Regions from separate parts of the Homo sapiens genome. Here all the other regions are linked to region 1. Evidence: chromatin loops called from intact Hi-C (ENCODE). Cell type or tissue: HCT116. All regions are shown on one strand. Each heading gives the region's core, and the rest is flanking DNA. Links, peaks and the distances in the headings are about the cores only.

Region 1 (3,381 bases), core at 269-2,768:
GTTGCGTTCTTTTTCCCTTAATCATTCCTGAAGAGGGTTTCTTCTAAGTTTGGCCGAACGTTTGTAATCAGTTAAATCTAAACACGTGTGCTTTCTTTTTAGCTTTGGATATCTCATTAAGAAACTTGCTAGATTAAGCGAATTATCAGTCATTAATGTTAAACTATACTTTTAAACTCGTACTTATACACATGTAATACTTTTCTGGTGGTACATTTTAATATAAGTGACTTTAAATAATCAAAGTCTTTTCTGGTGGATATTTTCACTTTTAATACTGGCCTGACCCATAATAAATGCTAGCGGATATATCAGCTGAAAGATTATCTACTACTTGTTCAGGAAACTTAGCCGCGGGGATGCCTAGCTGCTTGGAGCCGCATCTGAAGCCTGTATTACTTGACCCTGGCAAAAGTAAGGCATATGTCCCATAATGTAGTCTGCTTAGGCATAGGCTGCGGCAGAGCATGGGCTTTTTCTGCTGTGGGGGCGCACTAGAGGCTGCACGACAACGACAACATGTTGAGGCAGATCCTTGATGTCGCTAGCCTGTCAAAAGCCACCTGGCGAATGAGGAGCTTGGATTCCTTTCACAGAGGAGGACTTAGGCTGGGCCTGAGGGGAAGGGTTGGGGGTATTAGATGGGGGACTAGGGGCATTAGGTAAAGGATGGTCCAGGGAATCCTATGTGCTGTTTTCTTTGCTAGGATCCTCTGAGAACCCTCCTTCACTGTCTCCACAGTAGGGGCAGGTGCATAAGGGAAAGGGAGGACAGGTCTTTGCCTCCAAAAAAGAGCATAGTCCAGTTCTTCTTGAGAAACTGGGCTTTTATTATTTACATGTTAAACTGAAAGTTGACATAGTATATCCTCAGTTGACCCAAACTTTGGCCAGAAGATTGACGGATTGAGGTTAGGTCTTTGAGTCCAAATAGAAAAGCAATATTTTATCATTTGTTGCTTTTTCTTATGTTTAGTTCTTTCATTATCTTCCCAACATTTTAGCATGAGACTTAGGGGACTATCAGGTGGTATATCTTTGTTACTATTCATATCCTTTTTCATGAGACTTAGGGGACTATCAGGTGGTATATATCTTTGTTACTATTCTTACCATTTTTGCTTGTAATATTTCCCATATTGGGTCTTGGCTAGGCGCAATCTCTCATATTAGGAATTTCTTGCCTAACGGGGCATTGCTGTGGCTCAACCCCATCATATTAGGGATTTCTCGCCTATTTGGCGAGGGATTCCTTGTGGCTCAACCCCTTGTGTTAGGGGACCTCTTGCCTATCCTTCACTGGAATCGTAACTGAGGCTCAATTCGCCTATCCTTTAGCCCCACCTGCTGGAGGCTCTTTGCATCCTTTCGCTTTGTCCACTCTGGCCGCTTCCCTCGTGGGAATATTTCAGGTTCCTCTTAGCCTTGATGGCGGGTCAGCATAAACCCCTGATGGGACCCCCATATGAGGTGACCACAGAACCACAGATTGGACTCATTCATTCTGCGCAGCAGGAGCGCTTGCTACCATTCACGCACTTTCAACCTCCAGAATGCCCCGACCCACGGCCCCCAACCACCAAGGAAGTACTTTGTCGCCCCTGTGACGTTTCCTACCTTGATCTGTGCACAGAGTTTACCTGGTCACCGCGGTATTGCAAGCCTCTCCTCCTCGCGTTGCTGAGAGTCCGAGTTTATTCATCACAATGGGTGGGTCCCGATCTCCCCTCCCTGAGACTACCGCAACGGGGCATTGGAATGCGTCTCCCCTGGGTAGGATGACTGAAGATCCCTTTCTGAAGGAGAGTGGGGATCCCAGATGAGCCCCCAGAGTTGTTGGGTGTAAAAATGCTCTAGGAATAAATGCTCAGTGCCGCAAAGTGAAACCAACACTTAGGCAAAAGTTCTCTTAGCAAGGCAATTTACTTCTGTAGAAGGGTGCCACTCGCATCAATCAAGATCACAAGAGCACAGGGAAGGAAGGAGAGCAGGGAGCTTTTATCTCTGACAGTTTCTACTTCTGTGTCACTCCCCCATGGGCTGGGGTCCCCCATGGGCTGTGTCACTCCCCCATGGGCTGAGCTGACCAGATTGGCTACTTGCAAATATCTTTCTAAATATGGAAGGGAAGGGGAACACGGGGTACAGTGGTGAGGCATGTGAGATGTGCAGTTTCCGGGGAACAATGAGTCCAGGTAACTACGGGAACAGATGTGAGTTATTGATTAGAGCTGATGGGAAGCGGTAGGCTGTTTTACAGTAACTAAGGAAAAGGAAAGTTGAGTTTGAGAACAAAAGACCAGGAAGTTAGCGGCTAAATCTTTGAAGAGGAACTCAGAGAAAATTATTGTATCTTACATTGTCTTTCAAAAAAAAAAAAAAAGTAAAGCTATTTTCAAAGCAGTTCTATAAAAAAGCTGAAAAATGATTACCATTGCCCAAGGATAGTTTCACTATTCTGTGGGCTAATTAAAGACAAGAAATTTAAATGTGTCCCAGAGATTCTGGCACATTGTGTCTTTGTTCTCATTGATTTCAAAGAACATCTTTATTTCTGCCTTCCTTTTGTTATTTACCCAGTAGTCATGCAGGAGAGGCTATCACAATCTGAATTTAGTACAAGAAGATACTGTATTATGAGAAAGAACAAATAGCAGTAAGTTTAAGGAAAGGAAGAGAGATTTGGGAAAACGGTATAATTAATTATTCTACACTTATTACTTCAAGTATAAGGACTTCATTTAGAACAACATTCTTCTTGTCATAACTCATTCCTCTGAGTGGGAGAAGCATCAGATATCAGTGAGCTATGGGTGAGCTATATGCTGAGCCTTGACGCTTCACAGAAGTCAATCTCCCTGCCTGAATAGGCCACGCATTCTGGTCTGTCCACATTAGCAAAGTCAGTGGCCAAGCTTTCCGAAAGAGACTTGTATGTGTCTATGCTAGGGACTGGATGAGCAAGCTAGTCTAAATCAGAGGCAAGGCAGAACAAGGTATTTTGCCTGAAAAATCTAAAGCCTCATTTTCCCAGATGTATATCATAAAATTGTTGACATTCTCTGTCAACTCCTTGTCTCCTGTGTGTCTCAGCTCTGAACTGAGGAGGAAAGTACAAGGTTGTATTAAGAGGCCCTCAAAAATCCCAAAACATTTTAAAATGGAATTATGATGGAAAGATAAATAAATAAGGTAGGGGAAAAGTCAAATGAAGCAAAAACGCAAAGGAATGTGTTATAAGTATGAGATGTAATGTCACAAATTACAAATACCAGAAAAGACTTTCAGAAGGAACAAATGCTCAAGGTGGTACAGAAGATAAGCTGGTGTTAACATTGTGGAAGGGGGATGGGAGGTAAGAACTGTTTAAGGAAGAGGAAA
Region 2 (3,381 bases), core at 345-2,844, 1.2 Mb before region 1:
TTACTAGACTTTAGCCATGCGAAGCAATTAAGATTTTCAGCTTTTGAACGTTACAAAAAGTAATCTCACAGGTGAAACCAACAAGCCTTAATTAGGTTATGACTTAACCTCAAGTGTATATGGTGTTTTCAAAGGGGTGATAGGCAGCTTTTAAAACTATCATTGCAAAATTATTACTGAGACAGTGGAAGAGATCTGACCCAACCAACTCCATTTTGTTTCCAGCTCCCAAGCTATCCTTGCCTATCCCTGGGCATAGGCCAAACCAACTTTTGGAGGAGCTGGGTTTATAGTTTATAGTCTAAAACAAAGATGGTAACAGCCCCTTCTTAAGATAGGCTTACCTCTTGCCTGGGGAGCAGACCAAGAAACTAGCCATAAGATTAGAAACCATGGCCTAGGAGTCATGGAGCTGAGGCTACAAGATTCTGACCCTCCCTTAACTGCTCTCAAGATTAGTCCTTAATATATTTTGTAAACCCTGCTCTTGATGGATCAGCTGGCACCACCTAGATTGACAAACTGGCTTATCTGATTGTGTGGTCCTCACCCAGGAACTGACTTAGCACAAGAAGACAGCCACCATTGTAAAATGGTGGAGACTAAAACAAAGTATTGCCATGTGGTTCCAGGTCATGTTCCCAAGGACCTGAAACAAGATGGAGGCCTGTAGTCAAGTTTGTTACTGATTATGTTGTTGGGCTGGCTTGAACAGCAGGCTTATGGGGTCCTGGGCCTGCATTCTATTTTCGCTTTTCCTTTTAGGCCTGCTATAGAAGACATATTGCTTATCTCCAAATTTCTCTGCTGCCTACAGAATTGCCTGCTTCTCAGCTGTGGTTAGGGTTTGGCTTAGAAGCAGCATAACATCCCTCCATGAGAAGTCAAATACCTAAGTTAAATTTTGGAAAGCTTCTATATACCTATCAGGGTCGTTAGAAAATTGACCTAAGTCTCCCTTTATTTGTCTAAGATCTTGTAATGAGAAGGGAACTTGAAGGGGCCCCAAATAAAGGGGAGCCTCAGATAGTTCCCCTGGGAGTTGCTTCTCTAATTTTAGAGAATTATTTTCTTTTGGACCTGCCTGATATGATTGCTAAAAGAGCTGGGTTTATTTTGCAATGCTTGCAGAGGTCTAGTAAAAAGGTCATGCCCTTGTGCAAAAGAAAATGAGCCACATTTTTGTTAAAGTTTCTGGGTCACAGAAGTCCTTGTGCTTCAGAATGCACTCCAGAGGAACTAAGCAATTAGGGCTAGTCATGCTCACCCAGGTGGCTCTAGTCCTGGGTGACTTTTGACTTCCTAGACTTGTGTGAGCCGCCTGGCTCCCTGAAAAACGGATCTCAAGAAAAACTATGTAATAGTTGGGCAAGGCCCCTTTAATGGGCGGGGGGGGGGCATGCTAGATTAAACTCTGTATCTTGCTATTATGGCCGGTGCTGAAGCATTTACCTTTATAGAATGGTTTTGGCTAACTTCCAAACTTAAAATCCCCTTACTAGTTAGGTACCACTCTAATTGGAGGCAGAATAGGTGCCTTAAGAGAACATAGGGACTGAATGGCCATTTATCTGCTGATGGGACAGTATTGAGGCTAAAATTTGGCTACAGAGGACATTTTGCTCCTAATTGTTGAAGGCAGAGCTTTCCCATTCACAGTTGAAGCCTTTCTAGCAGTGCGAAAAGCCAGGATTGGGACACCGCAGTTTATGGCATAGGACTCACAATGTGCCTCATGAAGAGGATTTCTGTTTCCACTAGGTGGCGCTGTTGGCCTAGTAATACCTTGTACTCACCAGAGAAACGGTAAAGACGTTTATTGAGTTACTGCATGTTTGCCGATCTTTCCTAACAGAACTGTTCCCCTGAATTGTAAAAATTCCTGCACATTGCATATACGGAGAGCATAGTAGACATAATGACCATGGATAGAAAAGAAAGGAAAGTTTTGTGACAGGATAGCTGGAGATCCTTTACCAACACCTGGACGGACTGTCAGAGGCTGGGTTCAGTCCAGAAGCCTTTGAATAATGCCAGGGGTTCGTTGTCGCATGCCAAGAAAATTTAGGACACAGACACAGGTGGAATTTAGGAGCAGAGGTTTAATAGGTAGAAGAGAAGAGAAAGAGGAACAGCTTCCTCCATAGAGGAAGGGTTCTCCAAGCAGAAAAGACCATGCGGAAAGGATGGAGAAGAAAAAAACACCAGCTGGCAGGGAATGCACCGATTGTTTTAGTCTGGCATGAGGAGGTGGTGTCTGATTTATGTAGGGCTCACAGATTGGTTCAATTAGGTATGACATTTACATGGCACATGGGGAAGGCTGGTCACCTTACCCTAATCTTATGCAAATGGGCTTTTCAGTTATCAGCCCCATCTGGTCTGCTCCTTAGGATACACGCGGCTGGCAGAGAAGGGAAGATGGAGCCACCATTATGAAAATGTCTAGTCCTCAGTTTCTGCGGCATTCACCCATGCAAGCTCCCAGCTTGCAGGCTGCTCTTTGTTAGAAAATGATTTGGGGGTTCCCTTGCTATCTGCCTAAGTAATTCCTTCTTAACTCCTGTATCAGTACCTCAGGGGGTGTAAACTGTGGCTTTCGAAAATTTGCAGGGATTTGTATCTTCTATTTCTTTTGTGCTTTTAGGTAGGGAAAAAATCATTGGCTAAGTTGATCAAGGGGATCTGAGAATTAAGCCAAGAATAAATGTAAAAATGGGATGCTTAATTACTGAAGAACTGAGTACTCCATCTTCTAGCGACACTTACCTATAGTATTAAGTATTAGGCCCGGGAAGCAGCACACATTGACAAAAGTCGTAAAATCTTACTAAAAATAATGAAAAATTATAATAGAAAGCTCCAAATGAACAACACTCCATTTTGAAAAGTGCATTTGAAAATTAGAGCTGTCTAATTAGGCTCATCCAGGGATGCCTATTGATGTGCAGATGCTTCTAAAAAGATTTCATTGTTTTTATTGTTTTTAAGAAAAGTCTTTATAAAAGACAAAAAGCTTAAGCAACTAATTGATAAGAAAAATTAAGTCTTCTAACCTTTTAGTCTGGTTACTACCCTGCCCTGAAGGTGAAGAGAAAGCTGGATAAAGTGTTTGTAAAAGGTAGACCCTCAGGTAAAGTAGGCTTCCTGTTTTTTTTTCAGAGCTATGCATGAGTCTACACATAGCAAATGCTTTCTTTGCACTATTCCTTAATGGGCTTCACCCTAAATGCAGTAATTTTAGGTAAAAAACAGAAGCTAAGTTAAAATGACCACCTATGGAACAAAATCAGTCTTCAAAATATACCTTTTGGCATTTAGGTGGATATTTTGAAATGCTTTTGAAAAGAAATTTACATCTATAAAGGAACTGTCCATTTG
Region 3 (3,381 bases), core at 345-2,844, 600 kb before region 1:
TTGAGTTAAAATGATTACTTCCTCAGGGGGATTTTTCTAATACTGCTCCCCACCTAGATTATCTCATTTCTTCAACCCCCTTAACTAACTTACTCTCATCACAGTATACTAGTTTATATTTATACCACTTATTATACACTGAATTTCCATTAGATTCATTAGAGGCTGTAGAAGATTAGGAACCATATCTGTTTTTTGCTCAAGAATATGAAAAATAAGGGTTAGCATAGAATGGGCACTTATCAAATAATTTTTAATTAATTATTCTATGAAATAAGAGCTAGACAATCACAGAGATATAAAGATAATATGAATGTGAACACTCCTATCAAAGTGTGTGTAAAATCATCTGTGTACACTTAGTCTTTTCTGACCTTTGGCCACCAATTGAGTCATCATATACCAAGTTTGAATGGTTTATAAAACAGATGCTGCTCCAGGGATCTTGCTGACCTTGAATACAACACTCCAATTTCAAACATGATTTCTCTCATTTCCAGCCTGACTCAGACATATCGTCAAGGATCTGGGATTGATCACAAAAGATTTAATATTCTGTGAATGTAGGTATGTGTTAAAAGTATCTACTTTCAGCCAGGCTTGGTGGCTCACGCCTGTAATCCTAGCACTTTGGGAGGCCGAGGCAGGTGGATTGGCTGAGCTCAGGAGTTGGAGACCAACCTGGGCAAAATGGTGAAACCCTGTCTCTACTAAAACACAAAAATAATTAGCTGGGCATGGCAGTGTGCTCCTGTAATCCCAGTTACTTGGGAGACTGAGGCAGGAGAATTGCTTGATCCTGGGAGGTGGAAGTTGCAGTGAGCCGAGATCGCGCCATTGCACTCCAGTCTGGGCGACAGAGCAAGACTCTGTCCCAAAGGAAAAAAAAAATCTATTTTCATGCAGGTTTCTTCAGACTGACTACAAAGGCTTCAGACTAGCTACAAAGCTTAAAAATCTACTTTCATTCAGGCTTCTTCAGACTAGATACAGAAGAAATGAGACCATCTAGATGGGGAACAGTATTATCCATGTTGCCACCATAGAGACTATCAGCCTTTTGGGATTACCAGAGCAAAATACATGTTGGAGGATTTTTTAAAATATGTTTTGAAAGGTAGGATGAAAGAGCATAGTTTTGATAAGGTAAATAAATGAAGATTTAAAGAAAAACAAGATCAATATGTCAGGTGTGCCAGATGCTCCACCTGTATTTAAAAAACAAAAAGATTTACAGTTTTCCAAGACATCATGTTGTGTTATGCTATCTGAGAGTCAGTGTATGGTATCTCAGTCTGAGTTCCCAGCAACCAGAACAATGCCTATAATAAAATAAATAGAGAAGACAAATAGCAGTGAATTTGAGTCTGGAGAAATAAAAGGGTTTTCGTATCCCCTCTGAGCACTGTCTGGAATGTTGACTTGGAAAGCAAATCTGTGATTATAATAACCAGGTCATTCTTTCAGGAGTCTTTTCTGATGCCCTCTGATTAAAACTGACCTACATATGCAGAAATCTCTTGGTTTTTTTTTTTTTTCTGTCTTTTCAGAATAATTCCCTGTGTGATTACTTGCTTACTTTAAAATAGGGTAATGACCAATAGTCATTGTTCCAAAGACATAGAGAAAGTATATTGTGTTTAAAAGACAGCTTCTTTATAATTCTATAGAACTAAAACATTCCTATTTGCCAAGGCAGTGGAGTTTTTGCTGTTCTTAGAACATAATTACTGAAAGACACCCACACATGTCCTGCCTTGGACAAAAAATTGTATGTCCATCCTTTAAAGGTCATTCCTTTAATGGTCTTTTCTGGACACCACTAGGGGTCAGAAGTAGTTCATCAAACTTTCTTCCCTCCCTACTTCAGTGATGCATAAGGCAGATCTGCTTTAGTGTAAGCGAGGTCAGGCCCTCAAGAGTCTTGGGATGGCTGAAGAGGTAAGAACATTCTATAAGACTTGTCCAAAGAACTGACTGTTTAATGATTCTGAATATGCTAGTTCAGAGAGAATCTATTTACCACAAACCTGAAGTAGGCTTAAATTTCCAGTTTACCTGAATGGTTATGACCTAATTAGAGGAATGACTTTATAAACATATATAGATACAAATATATAGTGTATATTTATTATATACTATATATTTATTATATATTATATAAGCATAAAATGTAATAGATTATTGTATATATTTAATAACATATTATTACATATTTTAATATATAATATATAAAATGTATTATATTTAATATATAATGCATGTAATATATAAATATACATTATATATTATATATTATGTAATAAATATATATTATGTATATACACATTTATCTAGACTTTATTACATATTTCATTATATATTTTATAAGATTTCTATAAATAATATTCCCATCATTACTAAAATATTTTTTAAAAATTAGCCATACCTTAGAAGCATTATAAAAAATATATGACATGGTCCATCTGTTCAACTGTAGCCATCTAACCATTTGAGAAGTTTTTATAAGATTTATAGCATTTGATTGTACCATGACATAAATCATCTCATGCAAGATAGTGTATTTGTTTTGTTGGCTTTAATATGTTCCCTTTTCTTCAGAAAATGTGAGACAGCTTAAAATAAAATTAACTATAAGAAACTGGTAAACACTGAATGAAAGAAGAAAACCAAGCAGAAAAGTAAAAGGAGGTTACAAATAAATTTATATTTTAAAAACATTTTTTATTTGCCTGGCAAATAATAAGTGCATATATTAATGGATACAATAATAATATATAATATAAATATATAATATATATAATATGTTATGGGATACAATGTGATGTTTGATCTATATATACATTGTAGAGAGAGTCTATCAAGCTAATTAGCATATGAATCACCTTCCAACTTTTTTTGTGGTGAGAACATAAAATATTTATTTTTTAGCAATTTTTAATTTAAATACATAATATATTATTAACTGTGTTCACTATGCAGTGTGAGAGATCACTAAAACTTATTCCTCTAGTCTAACTGAAGATCAACTTCTTTCCCTTCCCATCCCTCCTCTACACTCTCAGTCAGCCTATGGAACCATCTTTCTATTCCCGTTTTTATGAAATCAACTTTTTAAAAAATTCATCCTTAAATATATTAAAATGAACAGTTAAATTTATGAGGATAAATAATTAAAACTATTACACATATTTTAAGTTGTCCTCTGAAAATTCTAGAATTCTACTTCAATACCCTTATTTTTAAGATAAAGGAAATTGTAAAGGCTTTCTAAGAAATCGAGTACCCATACCTAGGCTGCTAGACTCCAGGTCCAATTTTTCTCCAGGGGGTTACTATGGCTTCAGGGAAGCTATCTATAATCACCATCTCCAGAACATC

Evidence for each region. A loop is a pair of places that touch in the nucleus more often than their neighbours do. Peaks named below come from ENCODE experiments on the same cell type or tissue, not always from the same donor. Only the 100,000 strongest peaks of a DNase experiment are listed, where the experiment ranks them.
Region 2: a loop joins it to region 1, with 6 times the contacts of the local background. A loop is called at or near these places in 22 of 110 quality-filtered maps.
Region 3: it touches region 1 in a loop (6-fold over the local background); 14 of 110 quality-filtered maps call a loop at or near these places.

Annotation. Positions count from the first base shown.
Region 1 is chr11:5,807,282-5,810,662 of GRCh38, forward strand. OR52N2 (olfactory receptor family 52 subfamily N member 2) reads left to right here and starts at 1,643. Exons shown (of 2, transcript NM_001005174.3): 1 at 1,643-1,773. In HCT116, for the core only: a CTCF peak has its summit at 1,354 (motif pointing left); a DNase peak (open chromatin) is centred at 1,350; H3K4me3 peaks cover 766 bases; H3K27me3 peaks cover 1,362 bases.
Region 2 is chr11:4,624,630-4,628,010 of GRCh38, forward strand. No RefSeq gene overlaps it. Among named protein-coding and RNA genes, the nearest start is that of OR51D1, 11 kb to the right of the region's middle. In HCT116, for the core only: a CTCF peak has its summit at 1,765 (motif pointing right); a DNase peak (open chromatin) is centred at 1,752.
Region 3 is chr11:5,203,147-5,206,527 of GRCh38, forward strand. No RefSeq gene overlaps it. Among named protein-coding and RNA genes, the nearest start is that of OR51V1, 4.2 kb to the left of the region's middle. In HCT116, for the core only: a CTCF peak has its summit at 1,824 (motif pointing right); a DNase peak (open chromatin) is centred at 1,865; H3K27me3 peaks cover 353 bases.